3 separate regions of the Homo sapiens genome follow, and regions 2 and 3 are each linked to region 1. A link is a loop called in an ENCODE intact Hi-C map of the cell type or tissue named here. Cell type or tissue: psoas muscle. All regions are shown on one strand. Each heading gives the region's core, and the rest is flanking DNA. Links, peaks and the distances in the headings are about the cores only.

Region 1 (10,365 bases), core at 1,512-9,511:
TTGTCCAGCTCAGCAAAGCTCTGCACCAGCTGGTCTGCTTTGCTGGCCTCAAAGAGCTGCCGTGCCTTGGCCTGGGTGGTGCTCTCCAGCTCCGCCCAGCACTGGCGGATCTCGCCCAGCTTCTTCCGCACGGAGGCCGCCAGTTCGGGCTTCTCCTGCATCAGTTGCTGGCCCTCCTGCCCCAAGTGGGTGGATGGCAGGAGATGGAGAAGATAGATAGATGGTGGGGAGAATCAGAGAAGTGTGGGAGAGTGACAGGACACAGGGAAGGATGTGAAAAGAGAATCAGAGGCAGGGAGTGGGAGACACATAGGGAGAGAGAGACATGAGGGGTGGATGCAGAGATAGGCCCAGAAATGGAAGGAACCAAGGAAGAGAGACAAGAAGAGAGAGACAGACAGACAGAAGTGAGGGGAGGGAGACAGAAAGATACAGGGAGAGACAGATGGACACAGAGACATGGGAAGGAGTCAGGGAGAGACAAACAGTCACAGAGTGATCAACAGAGAGACAGGCACAGAAAATCAGAAACATGGGGAGAGGACCGTAAGAAAGACAAGGATAGAGGGATAGACAGACAGGAAAGAAAGATAGAGGGAGCCAGAGAGGCAGGGAGAGAATGAACTTCCATTAAACTCAAAGTCAAGAAGACTGCCTTCGCCATATGCCACCATTTATGAAACATCAATGACCATTTAAGGGTTTAAGGCCAACATGGGTGTCTCTGTGTGAGTCAGAAAAGTGTGTATATCCAGGGCTACAGGTCTAGGGGTTCAGCCAGAGGAGGGGGAAGTTCTGAGGGTTGAGGCTTAGAGCAAATATCTACCTCAGTCCCTCCAAGACTGAAGTCAAGGTTCTTAGTGGCCCAGAGCTACTTAGGTAACATTAAGTATTAAAAGTAACAAGACCACAGTAATTACAGCTCTTAGGTGCGTGGCCTTGTGTTAAGTACTTTATGTGCACAGAGCCCAGGAAGTAGCTATATTTATTATTTCCTTAATTTTATAGAACAGCAAACTGAGGCTCCAAGAGGTTAACACAATTACCTAAGGCCCCACAGCTGGTAACAGGCATAGACACAGTTAGAACCCAGGGCTCTAAGAATCCAAAGTTTACTTTAACCCTGGGCTTCCCAGGGTCTGTCCCAGCCCATCTCCCCAACCTTCCATCTTAAATGCCCCAAATGGTATGGAAGGAACCTGGTAGAGGAGGTTATATTAAGAAGTGAAATATTTAACAAACAGTAGGATACAGGCACCATTCAGAAGAGATGCTGGCCACTTTACAGATGAGCAAATTGAGGCTCAAAGATGTTACATGAATCACTCAAAGCCACATAGCTAGGAGCAGATCTGGAGCTGATTTGAGTCAGTCCAGAGGTGTAAGACCAGCAGGATGGCAGCAGCGGGTGCAGCAGGTGAGACGTGGGCTCCCTGGAGGCCTCCTGCACCTGGCACAGGCAGAGGGGCCATCAGCTTCCTCACCCGCTCGATCTTCTCCAGCCACTCCTTATTCTGAGCCAGCTCGGCCATGAATGCCTGGTGCCGGAGCCATCTCTTATGCAGCTTGTGGTTGTCCTCCCGCGTGCCATCCCGCGCCATCAGCATCTTCTCATGGATCCAGCCATCCAGCTGTGCAGAACAGGGCAGGAGGGCTCAGCTGGTCCCCTCAACCTGCCACAGCCCCCCATCCCTTCAGGAAGTCCCAGGTTCAGGGCCTGGGCTGCTAGGGTGTATGGGTGGAAGGAATAGGAAAGGATGAAAAAACCTTTGCAAGTGAGGCCTTTATATTGGGGGTGGGTGCAGCTCAAGCTCTTTCCTGGATAGAGGATGGATGGAAGGGTCCCCAGAATGCCCAATCCTTTGCTCCCCTGTCCCCTGTCCTGAGGGAAGCCCTCCTCAACTCCCCACAAGCCCCCAAGGCAGGGCCAGTCAGCCTCTTAGACTTGGGGACAGATCACCCCCCCCAAAACAAGCTCTCCAACCCAATTTAGCTAACTCCCAATTCATCCCCAGGACCACCCCTCCCATAGCAACACTTAGACACTTCATTCAATCTTAGCCACCCCCCAATAAGGACCAATTCAAGAGCCTCAACCCATTCCCAAGGGTATCAAATGAAGCCCCCATATCTAGCCCCAGTTCCTCCAGTATGGCCAGATAAACCCCCCAAACAACCTCCCAATTAAAGCCAACTCTAGCTCTCTCTAAACTAACCCTCTAATCTGGAGTAGACCCATCCTCCATAATCGAGATCTAGCACCCCTAATGAGCCCACAGGGCTCCCCAGTTCTAGCCCTGGGACTCTAAGACCATAGATCCCCAAACCATGACCAGTTCTAGCCCTCAACCAAAGCCAACCCCAGCCAAATGTGAAAAACAAAGCTGTGTTCTGGCTCTCCAAACCAGTCTACCCCAAAATCTAGCCACAGACTCTCCATCGTGGATCAGATCGGACCTCCCAAGCCCGGCCAGCACCCCCACCCCTACAACTAAAGCCAGTTCTAGTCCTCCTACCCACCAACAAAACCAGTCATCCAAAACGCAAGCACCAAGAGTGGGCCCCTCTCACGGCACTAGAGAGGATCAATCACAGGCTGCTTTTTGAGCCTCCCCCAACCCCCTCCAGTAAAAAACCAGACTTATCCTCCAAGCCAGAACTTCCCCACTCATGACCAAACCTGGCACCTGAAACAGTTTGCTCCTCCCCTTTCTCCTCCCCACTCCAGTCACAAGATCCTCCCTCCTCCCTCCTGCAAAAAAAAAAAAAAAAAAAAAAAAAAAAAAAAAAACAAACACTGGACTCCAGCTCCGCGGTCCCGGGAGGCAAATGCAGTCATAGCCAAGGACAAATCCCAGATCCCCAGCCGGCCAAACCCCAGCCCATGTCCCCTGAGCATGTGCTCCCCAGGGGTCCAGGACAGCATCACACTCCTTCATACACACACTAGAACCAAGTCCAGTGCTGAACCCCCCAACTCAATTCACAGGTTCCCGACGTGCAGGGAAGAGTCCAACGGCAACCACAGCCCGCAGTGAAAGCAGAGCCCTTAAAGAGATGGTACCCCATCCTCAAAGTAAAGCCCCCTCAAAAGTGATTCCTTCATGATGGAGGGCAAAACCAGACTATCCAACAACCCAGGAAAAGCCCCACAAAGTCAGAGCCCCCTAGACCCAGAGAAAATCCAAGGCCCCTCATCTTCCAAGGCAGAGCCCCCCAAAAGTGATTCACCTCCATCATCCAAGGCTGATACAGATCCTCCCAAAACAAGAAAGAAACCCCCCAAAAGGTTGAGAAACCCCCAACCCCAGGGCAAATCTTAGATGCCCCATTACCCGGAGAAGAGCCCCCCCTCGAAAGGCTGAGACGCCCTGAACCCTTAGGGCAAATCCAGATTACCCTAGAAGTGGTCTTAGAAGTCCCCCCGCTTCGCTCCCCTCCCTTGGGGGCCGGCCCCTCAGTCCCGCCCGCGCCAGCACCGCGGACAGCTCCCGGCGTCCTTGCCCCTCCCCCAGGGTGGGGGTCCGGGCGCCTGCCCGGCCCGCCCCCGCGCCGCCCCGCCCCTCCCTCCCGCGGCCACGACGGGCGGGCACGCGCCCGAGCCCCCTCCCCTGTCTGCGTCCGCGGGGTGCGCGCCAACCCCCTCCCCTGGGCGCCCCCGAGACCTGAAGCGGCAGTGGCGTTGGCGGGGCGTCCCTGCAGCGGGCGGGCGGGTGCTCGCCCCTCAACTGCGACGGCAGCGGCAGCGGCGGCGAAGGCTGAGGCTCCGGCGGCCGCGCGCCCCCTCCCTCGCCCCCGCGCGGCGGCCGCGCGCCCGCCCGCGTGCGCCCCCTGCCTGCCTCCCTGCCCGCCTCTTTGCGGGGCCCCAGGTGGGGGTGCAGGAGGAACCACCACTCGCCCCAAGGCTTCGGGTGGGGGGCTTCTGCGCCATCTCAGATGATTGCTGCCTGATCCAGAACAATCTCATGAGGGATGGGGGGTGCTCCTGGACCAAATCTAATGCCGGGAGGGAGCGCCTGGGGCTTGGACTGCCTCACTAAGGGAGTGGGGATTATGGTGAGGGGCTGGGTGGGGGCCTCCTGAACCATCTCTAATGGGAAGAAGCTCGGGCTCCTGGCCACCACATGTGGACAGGGGATATGGGAGGGCGACCTGGAACATCTCACAATCTCCAGTGGGGGCGAGGGGGAACAGGGGGTTCCTCCAGTGGCTCAAGTCCCGGCCTACCCCAGTTATGGGGGAGGGGGGCACGGTATGGAGGCCCTTGTTTATTCCGTGTGCGGAGAGAACAATCTCCCATGGGTGTTCAACATAGGGGGGAGGGTCGAATCGTCTTTAATTGAGGCTGAGGGGTTTAGGGGTTAGACCTGGTTCCTGAACCAGCTTTGGTTGGAAGAAACTTAGGTACGGGGTGATGATGGAGGAGGGGATGATCCTGGGTCACACAGATGGAGGGGCTCAGGGCCAGGCCTAGCTCTGTTTAGGGTTTAGGAAAATGTTTACTAGGCCATCTCTAATGTGGCCAAAGTCTAGAATCGTTTCTATGGAATGCAAGGGAAGGAGGGGAAGACAGCAGGTCTCCTGAACCGTCACTAATAAGGAAGGGGGCCTGGACCATCTCGGATTAGGGGAGATCGTCCCTAATGTGTGCAGATCATCCCTAAGGGAAGGGGCTTGATTACTGAACACCTTTAAAGGGGCGAGGGCTTGGTTCAGAGCCATCGCTGGCTGCAGGAGGGCGCAGGGCCGCTGGCCCCCCCACGGCCCTCGGCCCTTATCCCCACCGCCCGCCCCGCCCCTCTCCTGGGGTAGAGCGATTCTCACAAATCTCAGGAGAGAAAGGTGAGATCAGCGCGCGTCCCCGCGGGACCCGTAGGCGCGGACACGCGCGGTTGCCAGGGGCGCCCGGGGCCCCTCCTTCGTTTCCCGGAGTCGGCGTGGGCGGGCAGGGACTTGCGGAGCATGCGCACTGAGACCCGGCTCCGCGCGCCCCCTGGCGGCTTAGAGCGAGCATCGCTCCGCGACCCACTTAGACGGGGCGTCCCCACCCCCACCTCGGCCGAGAAGCACTTCCCTCCCGACTAAAGGGGATGTCTCCGTCCCCAGCACACCTGGAGTTCCTACCTCGTGGCAGTCTCGGAGGAAGTGCTGCAGCTCAAGTTGGTCATGTAGCTTTTGCATCCATTGCTGGGCCCGTAACTGGTTTTCTTGGTTCCTGGGGATGGGGAGATAAGGGCTGGGGAAAGGCCCCGGGTTGGGGGGTGCGGCGCTGGCAGTAGGACTGTGAGGGCACTGGGCTGGGTAGGGGAAGAAGGGCGTGGAAAATATGTAAGAGAGAGGGAGGAATTAGTGGGGCAAAGCCAGGGACGCAGGGACGGGGCTGAAGAAGGGCAGAGAGAGAGACAGACAGAGGAAGAGAAAGGGAGAGGCAGAGACAGGCACTTAGAAAGAAAGAGATATAGACGGAGAGAAAAAAAGGCAAGTCCAGAGAGAAAGATAACAGAGAAGTAAAGACAGACATACCTAGGGACAAAAACAAAACAAAACAAACGAGAAAGTGAGAGGAGACACCAGAAAGAGAGCGAGAGAGAGAATAAAAAAAGACGAGAAAAGAGATGGAGCAAGGCAGAGCCAGAAAGAAACTCAGGGAGCAGCAGACGACGAAAGAGAGGAGGCAGAGAGAGGGAAAGTGACAGGAGGAGTCCGGTCAGGGACAGCCCAGAGAGAGACAGGCAGAGGAGTGGCAAATGCCACCAGGAAAAGACAGCCCCACAGACGACAGACAGACCAGGGGGCCGCAGAGTTGGAGAGAGGGAAGAGAGCAGAGTGTGGGGAGAGATGACAGCAGAGTCGCAGAGAAGCTGAAGTGGGCACTCCTGCAGGCAGAGCGAGGCCCTTGGCCTGACTGAACTGACCAGGCTGGACCCAGGCCGTACCACTCTGGAGCCGGCTGGGACCATGGGCCCCGGGCAGTCTGGCCTCCTGCCCACAGTGCAAGGCAAAGTGCCCAAGAGGCCTGGTGGATGGGGCTGGGGCATCCCACATGGGCTCCCATGCATCCCTGTCCTGTTGCTATCTGTCTCCCCCAGGGAGAGAGAGAGAATGAGACTATCCTCCCAGGGTCTCCATGAGAGTCCTTAGAGATCCTCCCAGGGTCTCCATGAGAGTCCTTAGAGTCCTTTTTTTTTTTTTTTTTTTTTGAGATGGAGTCTCGCTCCATCGCCCAGGCTGGAGTGCAGTGGCGTGATCTCGGCTCACTACAACCTCCACCCCCCAGGTTCAAGCGATTCTCCGGCCTCAGCCTCCCAACTAGCTGGGATTACAGGCGCCCACCACCAGGCCTGGCTAATTTTTGTATTTTTAGTAGAGACGAGTTTTCGCCATGTTGGCCAGGCTGGTCTCGAACTCCTGACCTCAAGTGATCCACCCGCCTTGGCCTCCCAAAGTGCTGGGATGGGAGTGAGCTCCTGCACTCGGCCAATCTCAGAGGCCTTTCTGACCTACCAGGCCCCACACCCCCACCTTTCCAAACTCTTATTCTCCTTGCACTCTTCCCCCTCACTCTGTGGTAACTGTACTGCCCTTCTCGCTGTGCCTTGAGCAAGCCTCAGGCCCTTGGCACTAGCCGTTCCCTCTGCTGGGAATGCTCCTTCCCCCAACATCTACTCAAAGATCACCTTCTTCGTGAGGTCCCTCCTGACCACTCCCCAACACTTTCTGGCTTTCTTCCCTTCTTTAATTTTCTCCTTAGCACTTAACGCAATCTAACACGTGCTATATGTTACTTATTTATCTTGGCTGTCTCCCATGCTAGGATATATCATTTCCATGAGGGCAGGGATTTTTGTCTGTTTTGTTCATAGATGTGTCCCCAATGCTTAGAAAAAGGGCTTGGCATACAGTACACGCTCGACTTATATTTGTTAAATGAATGAATGCAAGAAACACAGTGGCAGAGAGAAAAAAGATGGGAGAAACAAAAGTACAGTATCTGTGAAAGACAGAGGCAGAAAAGACAGGGTTAGAGAGGTGCAGATGGAGGGAGAGAAAAACGGAGAGAAAAACAGAGAGGGAGCAGGAAACAGAGATACAGAAATAGATGGATAGATGGAAGCAAAGAGACAGAGTGTATAGGAGACAGTTGCAGAGACAGAACCAGAGAGAAGGAACAGGAAGGGCCTGAGACAAGCAAGCGAAGCACTGACTGCCTCCTGCCCAACTTAGCTTAGGAGCCAGGAAAGATAAAATGCCTCTGAAATTGAGCTGAAATCAATCTTTCCAGGCCTTCAGCAGCCAAACTGTCAAGCATCAGTCCTAGAGATGAGGAAGACCCTGAGTCTCCATGAGGGTGAAAGAACAACAGAGTAGGCCGGGCACGATGGCTCACGCCTGTAATCCGAGCACTTTGGGGAGGCCAAAGTAGGAGGATTGCTTGAGCCCAGGAGTTTGAAACCACCCTGGGCAATATAGTGAGACTTCATCTCTACAAAAAAAGAATGAAAAATTAGCCGAGCAAGGTGGCACATGCTTTTAGTCCCAGCTACTCAGAAGGCTGAGGCAGGAGGATTGTTTGAGCCCAGGAGATTGAGGCTGCAGTGAGCAGTGATCGCACCACTGCACTCCAGCCTGGGCAACAAAGCAAGACCCTGTCTTTAAAAAAAAGAAAAGAAAAGAAAGCAACAGGGTTCAAATCTAGGCTGTGGCACTTCCTGGCCATGACTCTGGGCAAGTCAGTTTTCCCCTCTGAGCCTCACATGCAAAACGCAGATAAGAACAGCACCTAGCGGCCGGCGCGGTGGCTCACGCCTGTAATCCCAGCACTTTGGGGAGCCGAGGCAGGTGGATCACTTGAAGTCAGGAGTTTGAGACCAGCCTGGCCAACATGGCAAAACCCTGTCTCTACCAAAAATACAAAAATTAGTTGGACATGGTGGCTCTTTCCTGTGATCCCAGTACTCAGGAGGCTGAAGCAGGAGAATAGCTTGAACCCTGGAGGCAGAGGTTGCAGTGAGGCGAGATCGCGCCACTACACTCCTGCCTGGGTGACAGAGTGAGACTCCATCTCAAAAAAAAAAAAAAAAAAAAAAAGAACAGCACCTCACACACAGGTTCCAGGTGAGGGGCCAGGCAAGCTGAAGCTCTAAGTGACTTGCCCTGAATGTCACGGATTCAGGGGTGAAGCCAGGTCTAAGACCCCCAGGGCCCCAGGGCCCCAGTCCCCAGCTCTGTATGGCTCTGCCCCCTTGGCGGATGTGGAAACTCCTCCCACTCCTCCCACTCCTCCCACAGGGTGGGAAATGTGTCCCTAGACAAATAAATGACTGGGATGGTGGGAAGGTGCAGAGATTAGTCCGTCTCAATCCCTCTGTGACCACACCTCACCCACCACAAGCCTGGGACAAATGCTGCCTCTCCCACAGCGGCTGCACGTCTCCCATCCGGGCCCTGACCTTTCTGCCTGGACTTCCTCCATCCCAGCCCCGAGCATTCTGGGCCATCCTTGTCAGATAACGTTCGAGCTCTGTGAGGCAGGAATCATGTTCTGTCCTGGTCATTTCTGTGAACACACCCCCACTCCGTACAGAGCACGGGCTCAGTACATGTTTAATTGACTGGAGGATGAGTGAATAAACAATAGAGTGAAAGGAGCAATTAATGAATGACTGAAAAGTAATGAATGAATGAATCATGGAATGAACAGTCCCCCGGGCTCCTCCTCCTCGTTTTGCTGAGCCTGGCATGCAGCAGGTGCTCAAGAAATGTGGAACAGGCCATGCTCAGTGGCTCACACCTATAGTCCAGCTACTCAGGAGGCTGAGGCAGGAGAGTTGGTTGAGCCCAGGAGTTCCAGGCTGCAGTGAGCTATGATTGCACCACTGCACTCCAGCCTGGGCAACAGAGTAAGATCCCTGTCTCAAAAAAAAAAAAAAAAAAAGTGGAACAAAGGAAGGATCCAGGCCTGGATGGAAAAGGGGGCACTAAATGATGAGTTTGCATCCTCAAGAACAGAATTCCCATAAAAGTTTCCTTTAGAAGCATGCTGCCTTGCCCCAGATAAATCTAGGGAAAGGATGTCTGAGCCGTAAACAGAAAAGGGGTAGCGGTCCTGGGGCTGGGGGTGGCACAGTGAAGTGACCAGGGATGCTTTCTGTCAGGAGATGGGAAGACAGAAGGAGGGGTACTGGGTCCCCTTCTGGCCTGGATCATGCCGGAGAGAGCCAGAGAGCCTGAGAGGAGAAATTTAGGGTCACCAGGAGGAGCAGAAACAGCTCTAATGACAGACAGAACTGGGTCTGGAAGATGAGAAAGGACTTCCCATGATGGCTGGAGGTGGTGGTGTTGTTTTGTTCAGTGCCTACCTACAATAGTGCCTGGCACACAGTAGATGCTCAATAAATATCTTCGCTTGATTAGTGCAAGGACAGACAAGAGAGTGGTGGCAAGAGACAGATGGCGACAGAAGCAGAGAACAATGAGGTTCAAGAGATGAGAGAGACACAGAGACATGCAGACACTCACTTTGCATGCTTCCTAGAGTGGCTGGGGCCAGGAAGAGGTGCTTATGCAAAATATTTGACAACCAGCCTGGCAGGGGACACTGTCCCATCTGGAAAGCTGGAACACACCTGTGCCTGGCCTCTAGCTGCTGGATCTGGGGAGGTCTGGGGGTTCCCAAGGAGGGTGCAGAAGAGCAGGATGGATAATGAGGCATCTAGGGAAGTAAGTTAACACATTTTTTTTTTGGAGGGGGGACAGAATGTTGCTGTGTCATCCAGGCTGGACTGCAGTGATATGATCACAGTTCATTGCTGCCTCAATCTCCCGGACTCAAACAGTCCTCCCATCTCAGCCTCAAGAGTAGCTGGGACTACAGGCACGCATCACCACGCCCAGCTTTTTTTTTTTTTTTAATTTTAGAGAAGGGGTCTCACTATGTTGCCCAGGCTGGTCTGGAACTCTTCAGCACAAGCAATCCTCCCGTCTCAGCCTACCGAAGTGCTGGGATTACAGGCATGAGTCACTGCACCCAGCCTAACATTTTAACAACAGGACCAGCTATCCCATGCTCAGGGCAGACTTAAGAAAGAAACCTTTCATTGTATATCCTTCTGTATCTTTTGGGTTGACAGCCTCAGGTTACCTTTTCACAATATATCCACTTAAGGCCAGGTGCAGTGGCTCATGCCGCTAATCACAGCACTTTGGGAGGCCAAGGTGGGTGGTCAAGAGTTCAAGACCAGTCTGGCCAACATGGTGAAACCGTGTCTCTACTAAAAATACAAAAATTAGCCAGCGTGGTGGCTCATGCCTGTAGCCCCAGCTACTCGGGAGGCTGAGGCAGGAGAATCACTTGAACCTGGGAGG
Region 2 (10,365 bases), core at 1,543-9,542, 120 kb after region 1:
TACTTGGGAGGCTGAGGCAGGAGAATCACTTGAACCCAGGAGGCAGAGGTTGTAGTAAGCCGAATTCGCACCACTTCACTCCAGCTTGGACAACAGAGCGAGACTCTGTCTCAAAATAATAATAATAATAATAATAATAATAATAATAATAGCAAGTATTTATAAAGCACCTGCCAGGTGCCTGGCACTTTACACTTATTAACTCATTTGAGCCTCGGAACAGCCCTGCGAGGTAAAAGCTCTTATTCTCCACATTTTATAGACAACATAACTGAAGCACAGAGAGGAGCTGTGATTTGCTCACTGGGAGTACATGGGAGTGGCTATAATTATTTTATAGCATCAAGAGGCTGAGGCAGGAGGATAGCATGAGCCCAGGAGTTGGAGCTCAGTTTGGGCAACCTAGGGAGACTCCATCTCTACAAATTAATTTAAAAAATTAACCTGGTGTTGCCAGGTGTGGAGGCTCATGCCTGTAATTCCAGCACTTTGGGAGGCCAAGGTGGGCTGATCACTTGCAGTCAGGAGTTCAAGACCAGCCTGGCCAGCATGGTGAAACTCCGTCTCTACTAAAAATACAAGAAATAGCCGGGTATGGCGGTGCGTACCTGTAGTCCCAAGGTGCGTGCCTGTAGTCCCAACTACTCGGGAGGCTGAGGCGGGAGAATCACTTGAACCCAGGAGTTGGAGGCTGCAGTGAGCCAAGATCGCGCCATTGCACTCCAGCCTAGGTGACAGAGCAAAACTCTCTCTCTCACACACACACACACACACACACACACACACCACCAACAACAACAAAAACGTAGCCGGGTGTTGTGGCATGCACCTGTGGTCCCAGCTACTCGGGAGGCCAAGGTGGGAGGATCGCCTGAGCCCAGAGACCGAGGCAGCAGTGTGCCGTGATTGCACCACTGCACTCCAGCCTGGGCAATAGAGCTAGACCCTGTCTCAAATAGCAATTATTTTTTAGTGAATTTGGCCCCCTCAGTTGGCCAAGATCTTTGGCACGGGGGCTCTGCTGCCAGACAGGCCTCGGAGTCAGTTTTGGCTTTACCGTGTGTTGTCCAGCTGAGTCATCCTGGGTAAAGGTCTTCTGAGGCTCAGTTTCCCACCTGCACGACGGGGATAGGGTATCAGCAGAACGCAGCAGGGTCAGGCACTCAGGAAGTCATCGGTGGCTGTTAGCCAATAACACTGCTCACATTATTCTTCTTAGAGCGCCGGACCCAGGAGGCCCAAGGAGCTGGAGGTGACCCTCAGGTGAGCGCAGGCTGGTGCCATATGCCCCTCCCCACCCCTTCCTCGCCTGCCTGGAGCTTCACATCCTGGCCTTTCCCTGGCAGGCAGCAAGAACCCCACGGAAGGGCGTGAGCCCTGCAGACAGCTGTGCGGCACCTCGGGCTGGGCTCCTGTTAGGAGGAAGTGCCTGCACCCAGGCAGCGGTGAGAGGACAGCTGGGGTGGGGGCCCTTCTCCCCTTCTAATACCCACCCTGCTTTCTCCCTGTAAGCATGGCCTCCACCTCTCGTCCCCTACTGGCCTCAAGCCTCCACTGCTGTCCTCCCACAGGCTCAGAGGCAGCTGCTCCATGCAGAACTGAAGCTGGTTCTGCAGCAGAAAGGGGAGAGGACACAGGAGCCTGGGGTGCAGGTGCCTCCCAGCAACGCCATGGAGGCCAGGAGCCGGAGTGCCGAGGTGAGTGCCCACGTGTCCTGCAAGGCGCACTTGAGGGCAATGGGGAGGCACAGACTAGGGCAGCAAGGAGACACTTTCTGGCCTCTCTGTGCCTCATTCTCTCCATCTGTGAAATGGAAATAATAACAGGGTCTATTTTATGGGTCACTGTGAGGAGAAGAAAATTAACATATGTAATGTCCTTAGTGCAGCATCTGGCACAGGCTAAGACTCAAGGCAGTGAAATCACTGGCGCACAAAGGAGCTAAATTAATAAGGAGCTGAAGAAAATCCGGCAGAAACCCTTCATCAGAAGAGGCAGCATATGCCAGGTGCAGTGGCGCAGGCCTGGAATTCCAGCACTTTGGGAGGCCGAGGCAGGAGGATCGCTAAAGCCTAGGAGTTTGAGACAAGCCTGGGCAACATAGGAAGACCCTGTCTCTACCGGAAAAAAAAATGAGCCGGGTTTGGTGGTGCATTCCTGTAGTCCCAGCTACTCAGGAGGCTGAGGTGGGAGGATCACCTGAACCCAGGAGGTTGAGGTTGCAGTGAGATATGATTGAACCACTGCACGCCAGCCTGGGTGAAAGAGCAAGATCCTGTCTCATTAAGTCTCCTGTGTGGAAAGAATAAATGAGAAAAACAAAGAAAAAAAAAAAAAGACCCTGTCTAAACACACACACACACACACACACACACACACACACACACACAAGGGCATATAATGTAGGAGTTAAGGACATGGGCTTGGACCCATGGCTCAAATCCCAACCCTACCACTTCAGCTGTGTGGCCCTGGGCAGATGATCTCACCTCTTTCAGCCTCAGTTTCCCACTGAAATGGAGGTAATGGGGCTGGGCGCAGTGGCTCACACCTATAATCCCAGCACTTCGGGAGGCCAAGGCGGGCGGATCACTTGAGGTTAGGAGTTCGGGACCAGCCTGGCCAATACGGTGAAACCCCATCTCTGCTAAAAATACAAAAATTAGCCGGGCATGATGGTGCACACCTGTAGTCCCAGCTACTCGGGAGGCTGAGGCAGAAGAATTGCTTGAACCCAGGAAGCGGAGGTGGCAGTGAGCCGAGATCACACCATTGCATGCCAGCCTGAGGGTCACAGTGAGACTCTGTCTCAAAAAAAAAAAAAAAAAAAAGAAATGGAGGTAATGATCTCCACCTCTGAGAACTCCCGCTTGAGCCATTTGCACAGAGTCTGGTGCTGAGGAAGCCTCTTTGAATGACAGCTGCTGTCACTGTTACTGAGATGGTGGATTGGCATTGACCATGTCTTACTGTATACCAGGCACAGAGCGGGTCTACTGTTACAGGGGCCAAGCTGCTACTGGGGGCGAGAGGCAGTGGGTACAGCGCCAGGAGTTCTCTGCCCACAGGATGGCCTATGAGTTCTGGGGTCACAGACCTAAGGTTGAGGCCCAGCCGCTTAACTTGCTACAGGGCATTAGGCAAGTCACTTTACCTCTCTGGGCCTTAGTGTCCTCCTCTGTGACTGCCCAAGGCTATAGGGAGAGGATGAAATGAGATCCTGCAGACTGCATTCGATGGCTCACACCTGTAATCCCAACACTCTGGGAGGCTGAGGCCAGAGGATCCCTTGAGCCCAGGAGCTGGAGACCAGCCTGGGCAAAACAAGACTCCGACTCTTTTTTTTTTTTTTTTTGAGACGGATTCTTGGTCTTGTCACCCAGGCTGGAGTGCAGTGGTGCGATCTCAGCTCACTGCAACCTCCGCCTCCCAGGTTCAAGCAATTCTCCTGCCTCAGTCTCCCGAGTAGCTGGGATTACAGGCGCCCACCACCACGCCTGGCTAATTTTAGGACTTTTAGTAGAGATGGAGTTTCGCCATGTTGGCCAGGCTGGTCTTGAACTCCTGACCTCAGGTGATCCTCCCGCCTTGGCCTCCCAAAGTGCTGGGATTATAGGTGTGAGCTACCGCGCCTGGCCTGACTCCGACTCTTAAAAAAAAAAAAGAGGCCGGGCGCGGTGGCTCATGCCTGTCATCTCAGCACTCTGGGAAGCTGAGGCGGGTGGATCATGAAGTCAAGAGATCGAGACCATCCTGGCCAACATGGTGAAACTCTATCTCTACTAAGAATACAAAAATTAGCTGGGCGTGGTGGCGTGCACCTGTAATCCCAGCTACTCGGGAGGCTGAGGCAGGAGAATCGCTTGACCCGGGAGGTGGAGGTTGCAGTGAGCCAAGATTGTGCCACTGCACTCCCAGCCTGGGTGACAGAGCGAGACTCCGCCTCAAAAAAAAAAAAAAAAAAAAAAAAAAAAAAGAGATTCTGCACATAAAATGCTGAGCCCAGGGCCTGCTGAGCCAAAGGGCGGTACTGGTGGTCATGCTGTTCCCTACAGTCCCAGCCACAACTCTCCTTACCCAGACTGCCCTGCTCAGCCCCCTAGTCCCTTGGGGCCACTGCTGTGGGGCATCTGGCCTAGACCTGCTCTCCCTCCAAGTCCTGGGCTCAATTCCAGTCCGTGCTGGCCCCAGTGCGTTGGCCATGACAGTGTCCTCTCAGATCCCTACTGCAACCTCCTTCCAGTATGCCTATGTTACCCTATTTTGCAGCAGGGAAGTGGGTCCAGAGAGGGCAAGATTCTTCCTAAGACACACAGCAGATTGGATTCCTAGACAGGATCCAGGTTTGTCACTGCCTCTTCTGGGAAGCCCTATTGTGAATCCCATAGTGGCTTCTGGGCCAGGTCCAATCTGCATCATTTACAGTAAATACCGGGAATGCCATGTCTCCCAGTCCCATTCATTACCCACGCAGACCCCCTTCACTGGATTCCCTCTCCTGTGGGCGTTTCACAGGTCTTCGGGTCATTGAATTTACAATAGAGCACATTCTCACACACATTCAAGCCTGCAGGGAGGCAAATCCCACTCCCTGTCCCCCCAATCCCAGAGGGCTTGAAGGTCCAGCCAGCCCCTTCCTCAGAATCCCATCCTCAACTATTCTCTTGTTCTGCTGTAATTAAAGCCCCTCCCCCATAGTTAAATTCAGTTTGTAGAATATGGGTCTCCGGGCCAGATGCAGTGGCTCATGCCTGTAATCCCAGTGCTTTGGGAGGCTGAGACAGGAGGATCTCTTGAGGCCAGGAGTTTGAGACCAGCCTGGGCAACACAGTGATACCCCTGTCTCTTAAAAAAAAAATTAAAAATTAGCTGGGCGTGGTGGCGCGTGCCTATGTTCCCAACTACTTGGGAGACCGGAGCGGAAGGTCTGCTTGAGTTTAAGGAGGTGGAGGCTGCAGTGAGCCATGATCACACCACTGCACTCAAGCCTGGGGACAGAGTGAGAGACCCTGTCTCCCCCAACAAAAAAATAATAAGGGTCTCCGCCCCAGCTCCAAATAACCTCCCATAAACTCTGGCCACATTCCTCTCCTATCTTTTGCACCCTTCTATACCCCATTTGGCTCTTCCTCTCAGGCCTGTGTTGTCTTACCCCTCCTACCCGCACCAACCCCCCCCAGCCCCGCCCTCCCGACCTGACCACGCCCCCACGATCCTGGTCCCGCCTCTCAATCACAACTCAAGTTATCTCCAGCCCACTCCGACGCAGTCCCTCCCCTTACAACCCCGTCTCCTCCCCTAACCCCTTTCGGCTGCCGCTCCAGGGCCTCGGAGAGGCCAGCCGGCCCGCGGAGCTGTTTAACCGTTCCGCGGGTCCTAGAAAGCCAGCTGCCCTCAGGCTTGCTTAAAGGGGAGACGCCGGAGTGGGTGTGCCCCGACGTCCTGCGAGGGCAGCGCCGAGGGGCGTGTGCCCTGAAGGCCCGCTGAACAGCCGCTTTTGGCCGGGCGCGGTGGCTCACGCCTGTAATCCCAGCACTTTGGGAGGCCGAGGCGGGAGGATCCCTTGGGCCCAGGAGGAGTTCGAGACCAGCCTGGGCAGTGTGGCGAGACCGTCCCCCACCCCCGTCTCTAAATATATATAAACATATATATGTATATGAGCCACTGTTGAGCGCAATGGCGGGCTCTGGGCGAGGTCCGGCCCTAGAGCCCCAACGCGACACCTCGCCGCCCTCTGCAGGAGCTGAGGCGGGCGGAGTTGGTGGAAATTATCGTGGAGACGGAGGCGCAGACCGGGGTCAGCGGCATCAACGTAGCGGGCGGCGGCAAAGAGGGAATCTTCGTTCGGGAGCTGCGCGAGGACTCACCCGCCGCCAGGAGCCTCAGCCTGCAGGAAGGTGGGCGGGCCCGGGGTGTGGGGCGGGGTCGAACTGCGGGGGCGGGGTTAGGAATCTGCCTTGGGTCCAAAGAGAGGCTGAAACTGACCGGGGGATGGGGGCGTGACCGGCGACCAGGAGGGGTTAAGGGCTTGGGGCGGGGCTTTGCTGACTGTTCACAGCAAATTCCGGAGGTTCACTGTCTGGGTGCGAATTTCACATCCCCCGTTTACTAGCTTGTGATCTTTCTGTGCCTCAGTTTTCTCATCTCTGAAATGGGACTTATTCTAGTATGGGGTTATTATGTATTGAGGATTTAACGAGTCAGTATGTGAAAACACTTAGCACATAGCTAAGTGGCACATAGTGCTTAACTATGTGAGTGCTAGTAAATGTTTTTGTTGTTGGGGCAGGAGAAAAGGGTGGAGTGAGCCACTTAGAGGGGTTGGGAAGAGTAAAGGATGTTTTAGGATATGGATGAAGCTGACGTGATTTATTCATGCAACAACTATTTATTAGTGCCTTCTATTTCAGACTTTATTTATTTATGTATTTTGATACGGAGTTTCTCTCTTGTTGCCCAGGCTGGAGTGCAATGGCACGATCTCGGCTCACTGCCACCTCCGCCTCCCTGGTTCAAGCGATTCTCCTGCCTCAGCCTCCTGAGTAGCTGGGATTACAGGTCCCCTCCACCACGCCCGGCTAATTTTTGTATTTTTAGTAGAGACGGGGTTTCACTATGTTGGCCAGGCTGGTATCGAACTCCCGACCTCAGGTGATCCATCCGCCTCAGTCTCCCAAAGTGCTGGGATTACAGGCGTGAGCCACCGTGCCCCACCCTATGTCAGACATTATCTTAGCTGCTTGGGCTTCAGCCGTGAACAAAACTGAACAACAGTCCCTGCACTTATGGAGCTTACATTCCAGTGGGGAGAGATTTTTTTTTTTTTTTGAGACGGAGTCTCGCTCTGTTGCCCAGGCTGGAGTGCAGTGGCGCAATCTCGGCTCACTGCAAGCTCCGCCTCCCGGGTTCACACCATTCTCCTGCCTCAGCCTCCCTAGTAGCTGGGAGGGACTACAGGCGCCCACAACCACGCCCGGCTAATTTTTTGTATTTTTAGTAGAGACGAGGTTTCACCGTGTTAGCCAGGATGGTCTCGATCTCCTGACCTCGTGATCTGCCCGCCTCGGCCTCCCAAAGTGCTGGGATTACAGGTGTGAGCCACCGCGCCCAGCCGGGAGAGACATATTTAAGCAAATTAAGTAAAATACCTAGTAAATTAGAAAGCAGTAAGTGCTACAGTTGCCAGGAGGACAATGTGCTACAGCTGCATTTTTATTATTTTATTTTATTTTATTTATTTATTTATTTTGAGACGGAGTCTTGCTCTGTCTCCCAGGCTGGAGTGCAGTGGCACGATCTCGGCTCACTGCAAGCTCCGCCTCCCGTGTTCACGCCATTCTCCTGCCTCAGCCTCCCTAGTAACTGGGACTACAGGCACCCGCCACCATGCCCGGCTAATTTTTTTTGTATTTTTAGTAGAGACGGGGTTTCACCGTGTTAGCCAGGATGGTCTCCATCTTCTGACCTCGTGATCCGCCCTCCTCGGCCTCCCAAAGTGCTGGGATTACAGGCGTGAGCCACCGAGGCCGGCCTACAGCTGCATTTTTAAATGGGGGTGGGCTTGGCTGGGTGCATAATCCTAGCACTTTGGGAGGCTGAGGTGGGCTGATCACCTGAGGTCAGGAGTTCGAGGCCAGCCTGGCCAATATGGCGAAACTCTGTCTCTACTAAAAATTCAAAAATTAGCCGGGTGTGGTGGTAGGCGCCTATAATCCCAGCTACTCAGGAGACTGAGGCAGGAGAATTGCTTAAGGTTGCAGTAAGCCGAGTTCGCGCCACTTCACTCCAGCCTGGGCGAAAGAGCAAAACTCCGCCTAAAAAAAAAAAAAAAAAGGGGTGGGCTGGAAAGGGTGAAAAGGCTAAAGGAGGTAAGGGAACAAGCTATGAGGCCATCTGGAAGAGGGAACAGACAGCAAAAATGCCCCAAGGTGGGACCATGCCTAGCTTGTGGTAGAAACAGTGAGGAAGCCAGTGTCTACGCAATTGAGTTAGTGAAGAGGAGAGTAAGAGAGAAGGCCAGAGAGGTAAGGGGAGGACACTTTTTAGAGGGCTTTATAAGACTTTGGCTTTTATTCTGTGAGGGCTGTGAGCAGGGAGAAACGTGAATTGACTGTGCTGAACTGCTGCATTAACAGTAGAGTATGGCCAAGCATTGGGTGGCTCACACCTGTAATCCCAGCACTCGGGGAAGCCAAGGCGGGAGGATCGCTTGAGCCCAGGAGACTGAAGCTGCAATGAGCCATGATCACACCACTGCACTCCAGCTTGGGCAACAGAGCAAGATTCTGTTTCAAAAACAAGGCCAACAACAACAAACAGTAGAATATATGAAGGCAGGTTTAGGAGCAGGGAGATCAACAAACTGGCTACTGTGATTATCCAGGTAAGAGATGAGGATGCTCAGGACCAAAGGGTTTTGGAGGTATATATATATTTGGATTCTGAATATATTTTGAAGGAGGAGCTTTGAGGACTGGATATTGGGTATGATGGAAAGAGGGTTGTCCAGGATGGATCTGGGGATTTTTGACCTGAGGATGGAGTTGCTGGTCCCTCAAAAGGAGCACACTGAGGCTAGTACTAAGAAAGACCAGGAGTACAGTTTGGATCTGTTAAAGGAGAGGTGTGGTGTGGGACACCCAGGTGGAGATATGATGGAGATGTTGGATGTGAGTCTAGGGTGGAGGGGAGAGTGCTGGACTGGAGAGATATACTTGGGAATTGTTAGCAGATTTATGGTCTTTTAACTTCTCAATCTGGATGAACTTCCCAAGAATTCCCAAGGGGTGACTTGAGCATGTAGACAGAGAGGAGGTCCAAGTCCTGAGGTCTGGGGTAGTGTGTCTTTAAGAGGCCAGAGAGGCTGGGTGTGGTGGCACGGGCCTGCATTTGCAGGAGGATCGCTGGAGCCTGGAAGTTCAAGGCTGCAGTGATTTGTCATTGCACCAGTGTACCACAGCCTGGGTGAAGAGTGAGATCTTGTCTTTTTTTTTTTTTTTTTTTTTTTTTTGAGATGGAATTTCGCTCTTGTTGCCCAGGCTGGAGTGCAATGGCACGATCTCAGCTCACCGCAACCTCCGCCTCCCGGGTTCAAGTGATTCTCCTGCCTCGGCCTCCCTAGTAGCTGGGATTACAGACATGTGCCAACATGCCTGGCCAATTTTGTATTTTTAGTAGAGACAGGGTTTCTCCATATTGGTCAGGCTGGTCTCGAACTCCCGACCTCAGGTGATCCACCTGCCTCGGCCTCCCAAAGTGCTGGGATTACAGGCATGAGCCACCGCACCTGGCGAGATCTTGTCTTAAAAAAAAAAGAGGAGGGGCTGGGCACGGTGGCTCACGCCTGTAATGCCAGCACTTTAGGAGGCCAAGGCGGGCAGATCACCTGACGTCGGGAGTTCGAGACCAGCCTGACCAACATGGAGAAACCCCGTCTCTACTAAAAATACAAAATTAGCTGGGTGTGGTGGTGCATGCCTGTGGTCCCAGCTACTCAGGAGGCTGAGGCAGGAGGGTCGCTTGAACCCGGGAGGCAGAGGTTGCAGTGAGCCAAGATCGCGCCATTGCACTCCAGCCTGGGCAACAAGAGCAAAACTCCATCTAAAAAAGAAAAGAAAAGAAAAGAAAGACAGACAGACAGAAAGAAAGAAAGAGAAAGAAAGGAAAGAAAGCTGGGTGAAAGAAAGAAAGAAAGAAAAAGAAAGAAAGAAAGAAAGAAAGAAAGAAAGAAAGAAAGAAAGAAAGAAAGAAAGGAAAGAAAGCTGGGTGTAGTGGCTCACGCCTGTAATATCAGCATTTTGGGAGGCTGGGGTGGGAGGATCAGTTGAGCCTAGGAATTTGAGATTGGACTGGGCAACATAGTGAGACTGTTTAGAAAAGAAAGAAAGAAATCAGGGAGAGGGAAAGCAAACATCTATGGAGACTGACAAGGAACTCCCAGAGACGCTCCAGAGGGTGTAGCACCTTGGAAGCCAAGGGAAGCAAGGATATGACAGAGAGTGAGGTTAGATCAGATGCTGAGTGGTTTAAGCAGATGAGGCCTGGGACTTGACCCTTGGACTTACTATACAGAGGTCACTGCCTGGAACCTTGAGAGGAGCAGTTCAGATGTGCGTGTTGGAAAGCAGGGTCAGAGGTGTGACTGGAGAACTGGTAACAATGCCACTGGAGAACTCAATACCTTTTGCCTATTAAGGTGAACAGATAAATGGGGCAGGAGCTCCGGGGGAGTGAGGCCATGACAACCTTTCTTATGCGAGAAATAATAATATGTTTGTATGCTGATGGGAATAATGTAGACGAGAAGGACAACTGATGACGTGGGAAGAGGAGAGAATTGCTGGAGGATGTCCCTGAGAAGGCGGT
Region 3 (10,365 bases), core at 1,626-9,625, 210 kb after region 1:
TTCATTTCTCTTCTGTTTTCTGTCCCCGTGGCAAGGCCCGACTGTCCGCTGCGTCCTGCCCGACCCTCCTGTACCTCCGGCCTCCCAGCGGCCCCCTCGTCGGCGGTGGCGTCGAGCCTGTTGAGACTGTTAGCCGCCCTCTACTCCCAGGCTGGAGGGACCTCTCCAGACCCTGGGCTGCGGCTGAGGCGCATCCGTTTTCCTGCCCTGGGCATCTGTCTCTGAAAGTGTATGGCGGGTGGTGGGCAAGGGGCACTGGGAAGGGAGGCCAGTGCCTAGAGTGAAGACAGCTGCTGTTTTAATATATTTTTGTGACTTTCAAATCATTTCCCCCACTCCTTCAGGGTGAGTTGCAGGACTGTTTCACACTATGCGCAGCTGGGCTGGGGATGGTGGCAGAGGATTGGGCTGTGTCTCTAAAGGTCAGGCTTCCTGCACACACATGGTCCATGTCCCTGCTGCAAGCCCTGAGTCAGGGGGAGTAATGGCCACAGTCACCATTCAGTTAGGCCGCCCCCTGCCCCCAATAAGCCGTAGTGGTTTTGTCACTCTATCCCCTCCCCCCATGGATTTCACCTGCCTGCTGGCACCTTTCCAAATGATGGGCTCCGTTTGTGAGACCATGAGTTTCCACTGGTTTGGTCGCCCACCCCTCCCTGCTGCACAGCGCCCCTGAGCCAGGCCTGTCCTAGGAGCTGGTAGCAGGTAGTGAGCAGGGCCTCTCCAGGGATGGGGTGTAGGTAAAGCGGTGGTGCTGGCCAAGGAATCTGAGGAGTGGGAGAAAGTGGCCAGGGCCGCTTCAGTGGTTGTGGATAGGAAGGCCTTGCAGAAGGGGTGACATGGAGGCCAAGTTGGGAATGTGGCTTCATGAAGTTCAGGAGGAGAGCTTTCAGACAGAGGGACAGCCAGGGGCAGAGGTGCTGAGGTGGGACAAGGAACAGGAAGAAGGCTGGTGGCTGTGGGTGAGGGTGGGCCCTGCCTCCAGCATGAGGCAGAGGTGGGTGGGCAGGGGCTAGGTGGCTGGGGGTGTTGTGATCAAGGAGGAGGAATGTGCACAGTGACCCGGGAGTGCTGGATCGGGAGGATTTGGAGCTGGGATGTGCTGAGCTGAGTTTCATTTAGGATCATCGCTCTGGCTTCTGTGAGGAGAAGGAATGGCTGGGAGGGCTGGGGTGGATGCCACTGCAGCAGTCCAGGCAGGAAGCCAGGATGGCTGCGAGGGCATGGCAGTGGGGAGCAGGGAAGAGGGCCGCTTGGGCTGCTTAGGGTGTGCTTTGGAGGAAGAGCTGTGGGATGTGCTGATGGGTTGGAAGTTGGGGCTAGAGAAGATGAGAATCATAGGGCCCGCCTAGATGTTAGACCGGAGCATCTGGGGGAACGGCTGTTAACAGAGAAGGGGAGACGGGAGGAAGGTCAAGGAAGAGGGAGCTGTGTTCTGACTGCATTGCGCCTGTTAGGGTCCCCGCTGGGGCTCAGGCGGACACCTGGGCTGGGGGTTCATGGCTGCTGACAGTGCGCAGGGTACAGCTGGAATCAAAGCCAAGGGCCTTGGCTGGGCGTGGTGGCTTACGCTTGTAATCCCAGCAGTTTGGGAGGCCAAGGCGGGTGGATCACAAGGTCAGGAGTTCGAGACCAGCCTGGCCAAGATGGTGAAACCCCGTCTCTACTAAAAATACAAAAATTAGCCGGGTGTGGTGACAGGTGCCTGTAATCCCGGCTACTTAGGAGGCTGAGGCAGGAGGATCGCTTGAACCCGGGAGGTGGAGGTTGCAGTGAGCTGAGATCGTGCCACTGCACTCCAGCCTAGGCAACAAGAGCGAGACTCCATCTCAAAAAAAAAAAAAAAAAAAGCCAAGGGCCTGGTAATACCAGCTGGAAAGGGATCATAGAGATTGGAGGGAATCTGGGGCCCTTTCCCTGTTTAGAGAACAGGAACTGACAAAAAGAGACAGCCTAGGAGAGGTCAGGGGGTTGGAGGAGAATTAATGAGAGAGCAGGTAAAGATGAGACTAGATCTCATCCGTTTATTTATTTATTTTCATTGTGTGAAAATATACCTCGTGAAATTTACAATTTTAACCATTTTATTTTATTTTTATTGTTTATTTTTTTTTTGAGTTAGAGTTTTGCTCTTGTTGCCCAGGCTGGAGGACAATGTCATGATCTTGGCTCACTGAAACCTCCACCTCCAGGGTTCCAGCTATTCTCCTGCCTCAGCCTCCCTGGTAGCTGGGATTACAGGCACCTGCCACCACTCCCAGCTAATTTTCATATTTTTAGTAGATGGGGTTTCACCACGTTGGCCAGGCTGGTCTCGAACTCCTGACCTTAGGTGATCCGCCCGCCTCAGCCTCCCAAAGTGCTGGGATTACAGGTGTGAGCCACTGCGCCTGGACCATTTTAACTATTTTAAACTGTACCATTCAGTGGCATTAAGTACTTTCACACTGTTGTGTACCCTTCGCCATCATCCATCTCCAGAACTTCTTTCATCTTCCTAAATCCATTATTTTCAGTTTTTCAGTTACGTCATATTGGGGGCTGACTGTGTGTCATGCAGTGTCCCAGGCACTGGGGATGGGGTGTGAAGGGCCGGACTTCAGGATGAGGGACAACTGTAGAGAGCAGTAATAGATGCCTTTCTCTGTGGGGGCCCAGGCTAGACCCTCCTGAGACTGGCTGAGGCCTGACCTCAAAGGACAGCAAATGCTGGCCCTCAGATTCCAGGGGCCGCCCCTTCAGGTCATTGCCACCAGGAAGAGCTCACACATGCGCACTTTCCCTGCTGAGCTTCAGCCTTCTTTGTTTCCTAATAATTTCCTCTGATTCTACTTCATAGGTAATTTTAACAACTGCTGGGGTGAACTGGAAGAGTTCCAGTTGCTAAATTTAAGAGCCATGGTAATTTCTCAATGTGTAATAGGAACTGCAATGATATAAAAACATATATAGGTAATTTACCACACAGGGTTTAGCTGTGCCAGGGAGATTCTCTTATTGTTGCGCTTTACAGAGGCACAGAGAGGGGAGTTAACTGCTGAAGGCCTCACCCAGCTGGCGGGTGGCAGGACTGAGTTTGACCCCAGGGAGCAGACTTCAGAATCCTTGCCCGTTAATCCCTACCCTGTGGTGCCTTTTAAAAATTTTTATTTTATTTTATATTTTATGGAGACGAGGTCTCACTATGTACCCTATGCTGGGCTCGAACTCTTGGGATCAAGTGATCCTCTCTCACCGGCCTCCCAAAGTGCTGGGATTACAGACATGAGCCACTGCACCCAGCCACCTGGGCTGCCTTGATAGCAGATTTGAAACATAGCCCTTTTGGAGAAGGGTCAAGGCGGAGGTCTTAAGACAGTGATTTTGGACCTGGCATGGTGGCTTACGCCTGTAATCCCAGCACTTTGGGAGGCTGAGGCAGGTGGATCACTTGGAAGTCAGGAGTTCAGGACCAGCCTGGCCAACATGGCAAAACCCCATCTCTACTAAAAATACAAAAATTGGCCGGTGTGTTGGTGCACGCCTGTAATCACAGCTACTTGGGAGGCTGAGACACGAGAATCACTTGAACCCAGGAGGCGGAGGTTGCCGTGAGCAGAGATCATACCACTACACTCCAGCCTGGGCGACAGAGTGAGACTGTCTCAAAAAAAAAAACAAAAAAAAAACAGTGGATTTGGACTCTCTAGAGTTGTCCATGTGTAGATGTCCGCACCAACCTTATTGGCTTGTCCTAGGAAGCATTTGCAGCTAGGATGCTGCTCGCCTTGAGAGCCACATCCTTGTGACCTGAGCCGATGCCGCCTCCACCTCCCAGCTGCTCCAGAGTCACAGTGGCCCACCCGTTATACATTTGACTTGGCAGTTCTCCCGAGCCCGCCCCAACAGCCATGACCCACAGGGGTAGATTTTTTTTTTTCACTGATTCTATTAAGCACTTTTTACTTTTAGTTTTTTAGAGACAGGGTCTTTCTATGTTGCCCAGGCTGGTCTCAAACTACTAGTCTCAAGCAATCCTCCCATCTCAGCTTTCCAAAGTGTTGGGATTACAGGCATGAGCCACCATGCCCTGTCTGTTAGGCATTTTTGAGCATAAATAATACATTCACAGCCACGTTTGGTGGATCATGCCTGTATTCCCAGCTACTTGTAAGGCTGAGGTGGGAGGATCCCTTGAGCCCAGGAGGTTGAAGCTGCAGTGAGCTGTGATCGCACCACTGCAACTCCACTTGGGCAACAGAGCAAGACTCTTGTCTCGAAAAAAAAAAATTAAGAATACATTCACATGGTTCAAAATGCAAAAGATACAAAAGTCTCTACAGTGAAAAGTATCTTCCCATGTCTCCTAGCCCCCTAGTCCCTTCCTCAGAGACTACAAATGTTAACCAATTTCTTGTGTAATCTTTCCAGTGAGATGTACACACACACACACACACACAGCAGAGGAGCATATAGGATCCATGTACAAGCATACACGTGTCTTAGTAGTCTAATTTATTTAACCAGTTCCTTTTTGAAGGAAATTCAGGTTGTTTCCTACCTCGTGCTATTACAAGTAGTCCTAGAATGAACAATTTTCCTTACACATGGGATCAATTCAGGGGTGACTTCGAAGAACACATTATTACATTACATTATTTAAGTGCAAATACTGGTGATGAGTCCGTTGCAGATCTGAACTAGCCTCTCCTCCAAGATGATTGGCATCCTTCAGGTGATTTATTTACACAGTGACCACCCCATTTCATAAAGGAATGAAGAGCAGTTGGACTCTTCCAGCTGGAGACCGCTGGAGGAGTTGGGTCAGGGGATGCTGAGAGCTAACGTTGACTACCACCTGTGTGCCAGGAAGTACTAAATCAACGCTTGGCTAAGTTGTTGGACTTGTCGAATCCTGAGGGCAACATCATAAAAGGCAGGGTCTTCCTATTCTCATCCCATAAACGGATGAGGAGATGGTGGTGCAGCGAGCCCAGGGCTCATGCTGAATGGCAGAACCAGACCTGCAGCAGCCCAGCAGAGTGATTCTGTGTGGATGGTCGCCCTGAGACAAGGCCACCTCTGGACACATCCCTTCCTCTGGTAGCCCACATCAGTGGATACTAAAGCCAGATGCAAACTAGCAGTATCTGTGGCAAGTGGCCAAGGCCTGGGCCAGCCTCAGCCCCCCTTTCTCCAGTGCCCAAGCCCCCTGCTGCTGAGATGAGCCAAGAGTTGAGCTGCAGCCACCTCCACCCCTCCTTTGGGCATCTGACCTGAGTTAGTTTGGCAAGTGCTGCAACTATAGACCCAACTTTGAAGGCCTGTCGGGGTCCTGCAGCAGAGGAGACATTTCCCTTTGCAAAATCAGGGCTAAATCTCTCTCTCTCTCTCTCTTTTTTTTTTTGTAATAGACTTTATTTTTAGAACAGCTTTATTTATTCATTTATAGATAGGGGCTTGCTCTGTCACCCAGACTGGAGTGCAGTGGTATGATCCCAGCTCACTGTAGCCTCCACCTACCAGGCTCAAGTGATCCTATTGCCTCAGCCTCCTGAGTACCTGGGGCTACGGGCACCTGCCACCATGCTCAGCTAATTTTTTAATTTAAATTTTTTTTTTTTTTTGAGATGGAGTGTCACTCTCTCGCCCAGGCTGGAGTGCAGTGGGGTGATCTCGGCTCACTGTAGCCTGCGTCTGCCGGGTTCAAGCAATTCTCCTGCCTCAGCCTCCTGAGTGGCTGGGATTACAGGCATGCGCCACCATGCCTGGCTAATTTTTTATTTTTAGTAGATATGGGGTTTCACCGTGTTAACCAGGCTGGTCTCGAATTCCTGACCTCAGGCGATTTGCTCACTTCGGCCTCCCAAAGTGCTGGGATTACAGGCGTGAGCCACCATGCCCGGCCAGTTGTTTTTTTTCTTGTAGAGACGAGGTCTCACTATATTGCCCTAGCTGGTCTCAGATTCCTGAGCTCAAGCGATGTACTCACCTCAGCCTCCCAAAATGTTGGGATTACAGGCATGAGCCACCACACCTGGCCTTAGAATAGTTTTAGAGTTGCAGAAAAAATTGAGAAGATAGTGCAGAGAGCTGCTGTATACCCCACGCTCAGTTACTCCTAATATTAATGACATCTGACATTGGGGTGGTACGTTTGTCACAATTAATGAAATAATATCGATCCATTAGTATTAACTAAAGTCTATAGTTTATTCAGATTGCCTTAGTTTTGCCTAATGTATTTTACTGTTCCAGGATCTCATATGACATTATGTTATCAAATTTGATAACATTCTGGCTCCAGACATTTATATTGACAAGTAAGGAGTTGTCGTGTCTCCTTAGGTTCCTCTTGGCTAGGGCAGTTGCTCAGACTTTCTTTGGTTTTGATGCCTACTTTGATAGTTTCGAAGAGTTCTGGTCAGACATATTATGGGATGCCCCTCAGCTGGGATTTGTCTGATATTTTTCTCATGATTACACTGGAGTTACGTGTTTTTTGGAGGAAGACCTCAAAGGGGAAGTGTCATTTCATCACATATCAAGGGGACACACTGACCACATGATTCACCACTGTTTTTGTTCATCCTGATCACCTGTTTGTCAAGTTTCTCCACTTTGTAAAGCTACTCTTCTTTCTCCCTTTACACCTTGTCCTCTTTGGAAGGAATTCACTGCACAGCCTGCATGTAAGGAGTTGGGGGGTTTATGCTCCATCTCCTTGGGGGCAAGGGATTTACATAAATTATTTGGAATTCTTCTGCAAAGGAAATGTGTCTCTTCTCCTCATTTAGTAACTTAGTCATTTATTTTTATGAGTTTGGACTCAGGGATATTTACTTTGTATTTGAGGTTATCATCCAACGTTACTTTCTTTATTTTGTCACTCACATTAGTCTGACTTTGGCCATGGGGAGCTCTTTCAGTTGGTTCCAGAGTCCCTTTGACTTGTTATACTCCCATTGTTTTTGTTTTTGAGACGGAGTTTCGTTCTTGTTGCCCAGGCTGGAGTGCAATGGTGCAATCTCAGCTCACCACAACCTCCGCCTCCTGAGTTCAAGTGATCTCCTGCCTTAGCCTCCTGAGTAGCTGGGATTACAGGCACATGCCACGATGCCTGGCTAATTTTTGTATTTTTAATAGAGATGGGGTTTCATCATATTGTTCAGGCTGGTCTTGAACTTCTGACCTCAGTTGATCTGCCCGCCTCAGCCTCCCAAAGTGCTGGGATTATAGGCGTGAACCACCGCACCCAGCCTTGTTTTTGTTTTTACTGTGTCCTTACTTTCAGGCTCTAGAGATGCTGCAGGCTCATCTTGAATATTTCCTGCCCCAGTCCTGGAGCCAACCATTTTTCCAAGGAGCCTGGTCCTTTTAATTGCAGAACAGTGGTGGAAACCAAGATCTAGGCATGAGATGTGCTTGGCTGCTACTGGAGCCTCCCTTCTTTTTTTCTATACCTTTTTTTTTTTTGAGACAGAGTCTCCCTCTGTTGCCCAGGCCAGAGTGCAGTGGTGTAATCTCACTGCAGCCTCTGCCTCCCGAGTAGCTGGGATTATGGAGACAGGATCTTGCTCTGTCACCCAGGCCAGATTGCAGAGGCACAATCGTAGCTTACTGCAGCCTTGAACTCCTGGACTCAGATGATCCTCCTGCCTCTTGCCTGTAATTGTAGGAATTACAGGCATGAGCCATCATACCCAGTGACAACTCCCTTTTAGAAAATGAAGCCTTAATATGGAACCCCAATGTGTAAATCATTCTTAAAAAGGAAAAGCGGGCTGGGCATGGTGGCTCATGCCTGTAATCCCAACACTTGGGGAGGCCAAGGCAGGCAGATCTCTTCAGCCCAGGAGTTCCAGACCAGACTGGGCAACATGGTGAAACTCCATCTCTACAAAAAATTTAAAAATTAGCTCGGCGTGGTGGCGCATGGCTGTAGTCCCAGCTGCTTGGGTGGCTGAGGCAGGAGGATCACTTGAGCGCAACAGGTAGAAGCTGCAGTGAGCTGTGATCACGACACTGCACTCTAGCCTGGGCAACAGAGTGAGCCCCTGTCTCGAAAAAATAAAAAATTTAAAAAAGCAACATTACTATAGGTTTAAGCACTTATTTTGGATTAATTCATGGGAACAGTACAAAATTCCAGTCCTTAAAAGGATATGAAATAAGACCATTGTGCACCCAGTAGACTGGCAAAAACCTTAAGTCTCAAGTGTTAGGGAAGATTTGGAGTAATGGGAGGATATACTTTGCTGATGGAATGTAAGCTGGTACCAACCATCTTGGAAAATAGTTTGGTAGGTTGTGGTAAAGTTGAAGGTGACACACTTTCCAACCCAGCAGTTACTCTCCTAGCAAATATATACCCTGGAGAAACTTCCACGTACATGCAAAAGACATGTATGAGAATGTTCACAGCAGTGCTGTTTGTAATAGCATAAATGTGGAAACAAATATCCAGCAACTGGAGAATGGACAGATTGTGGCATAGTTGTTCCAGTTACCTAATGCATCACTAATCACCCCAAAACTTAGTGGCTTAAATTAACAATCATTTTATTATCTCTTATAGTCCCAGGGGTTGACTGGACTTAATTAGGCTGTTATCACTTGGGGGCGCTCATGTGATTTTAGTAAGATGTTGGCTGAGGTTGGTGTCGTCTTAAAACTTCCTCAGATACCTGGTGGTTAACCAGTACTGGCACTTATCTGGGGCCCAGCTTGGGCTGCCAGCCAGAATGCCTACACATGACTTCTTCCTGTGGCCTGTGCTTCCTTACAGCATGGCAGCTGGGTTTCAAGAAGGAGCTTCTTGAGAGCCAGAGGAAACTGTATGGCCTTTTCTTTTTTTTTTTTGAGATGGAGTCTCGCTCTGTCGCCCAGGCTGGAGTGCAGTGGTGCGATCTCAGCTCACTGCAAGCTCCGCCTCCTGGGTTCACGCCATTCTCCTGCCTCAGCCTCCCAAGTAGCTGGGACTACAGGCGCCCGCCACCATGCCTGGCTAATTTTTTGTATTTTTAGTAGAGATGGGGTTTCACCATATTGGCCAGGATAGTCTCGATCTCGACCTCGTGATCCGACCGCCTCGGCCTCCCAAAGTGCTGGGATTACAGGCGTGAGCCACCATGCCCAGCCCTGTATGGCCTTTTCTAACCTAGCATTGGAAGCCACAGGGCTTCACTTCTGCCACAGTCACTGGCCCATCAGATTCAGGAGGAGGCATGATAGATCCCACTTCTCAGTAAGAGGAAGTCAACATCTCCTTGTAAGAAGAGCATGTGGGATGAGAACTCGCATTGTGGTCATGTTGGAAAATAAGACACCAGTGTTGGATGCATTATGTTTTACATATTGGATGTGGGATAGTGTACATCAATGAAAATGAACTAATGTTGCACATATCAATATGAATAAACTAAAACACTGAGTGAAAAAAGCAAATTGGGCCGGGCATGGTGGCTCACACCTGTAATCCCTGCACTTTGGGAGGCCAAAGCAGGTGGATCACTTGAGGTCAGGAGTTCCAGACCAGCCTGGCCAACATGGTGAAACCCTGTCTCTACTAAAAATACAAAAATGTAGCCAGGCGTGATGGTATAGGCCTGTAGTCCCAGCTGCTCAGGAGGCTGAGGCAGGAGAGTCGCTTGAACCCAGGAGGCAGACATTGCAGTGAGCCGAGATTGTGCCACTGCATTCTAGCCTGGGCGACCCAGCAAGACTCCACATCTCCCTTCACTGCATCATGTGAGGGACTCCGCCACCTGAAGGAAGTGTGAGCCTGTGAAAGCGCAAGGTGTGGGGTAAGACAGTGGGGCTCCTTGTGTTTATTTTTTATTTTTATTTATTATTATTATTTTTTGAGACAGGGTCTTGCTCTGTCGCCCAGGCTAGACTGCAGTGGTGCGATCTCAACTCACTGCACTCTCCGCCTCTCAGGGTCAAGTGATCCTCCCACCTCAGCCTCCTGAGTATCTGGGACTACAGGTGCGTGCCACCACGTTTGGCTAATTTTTTTTTTTTTGAGACCGAGTTTTGCTCTTGTTGCCCAGGCTGGAGTGCAATGGCGTGATTTTGGCTCACCGCAACCTGTGCCTCCCGGGTTCAAGCGATTCTCCTGCCTCAGCCTCCCAAGTAGCTGAGATTACAGGCATGCGCCACCATGCCTGGCTAATTTTTTTGTATTTTTAGTAGAGACGGGGTTTCTCCGTGTTGGTCAGGCTGGTCTCAAACTCCCAACCTCAGGTGATCCGCCCGCCTCGGCCTCCCAAAGTGCTGGGATTGCAGTCGTGAGCCACTGCACCCGGCCCAATTTTTGCAGGTTTTTTTGTAGAGAAGGGGGCTTGCTATGTTGCCCACGTTGGTCTTGAAGTCCTGGACTCA

What was found. A loop is a pair of places that touch in the nucleus more often than their neighbours do. Peaks named below come from ENCODE experiments on the same cell type or tissue, not always from the same donor. Only the 100,000 strongest peaks of a DNase experiment are listed, where the experiment ranks them.
Region 2: a loop joins it to region 1, with 2.4 times the contacts of the local background. A loop is called at or near these places in 3 of 110 quality-filtered maps.
Region 3: a loop joins it to region 1, with 2.3 times the contacts of the local background. A loop is called at or near these places in 45 of 110 quality-filtered maps.

Annotation. Positions count from the first base shown.
Region 1 is chr19:40,523,891-40,534,255 of GRCh38, reverse strand. SPTBN4 (spectrin beta, non-erythrocytic 4) reads right to left here. Exons shown (of 36, transcript NM_020971.3): 18 at 5,125-5,215; 19 at 1,485-1,631; 20 at 1-176. Among named protein-coding and RNA genes, the nearest start is that of SHKBP1, 48 kb to the left of the region's middle. RefSeq lists a silencer at 4,759-5,078. In psoas muscle, for the core only: CTCF peaks have their summits at 3,882 and 4,998 (motif pointing left); a DNase peak (open chromatin) is centred at 4,935; H3K4me3 peaks cover 1,079 bases.
Region 2 is chr19:40,399,238-40,409,602 of GRCh38, reverse strand. PRX (periaxin) reads left to right here. Exons shown (of 7, transcript NM_181882.3): 2 at 1,220-1,263; 3 at 1,347-1,445; 4 at 1,572-1,697; 5 at 5,741-5,897. The coding sequence starts at 1,671. Among named protein-coding and RNA genes, the nearest start is that of PRX, 9.0 kb to the left of the region's middle. RefSeq lists enhancers at 1-117, 1,344-1,473, 5,654-5,873 and silencers at 4,954-5,003, 5,914-6,083. In psoas muscle, for the core only: no CTCF peak of the experiment used is centred there; DNase peaks (open chromatin) are centred at 4,145, 5,262 and 5,952; H3K4me3 peaks cover 1,125 bases; H3K27ac peaks cover 1,054 bases.
Region 3 is chr19:40,311,021-40,321,385 of GRCh38, reverse strand. C19orf47 (chromosome 19 open reading frame 47) reads left to right here. Exons shown (of 9, transcript NM_001256441.2): 9 at 1-1,850. Among named protein-coding and RNA genes, the nearest start is that of AKT2, 31 kb to the right of the region's middle. In psoas muscle, for the core only: no CTCF peak of the experiment used is centred there; no DNase peak of the experiment used is centred there; H3K27ac peaks cover 1,624 bases.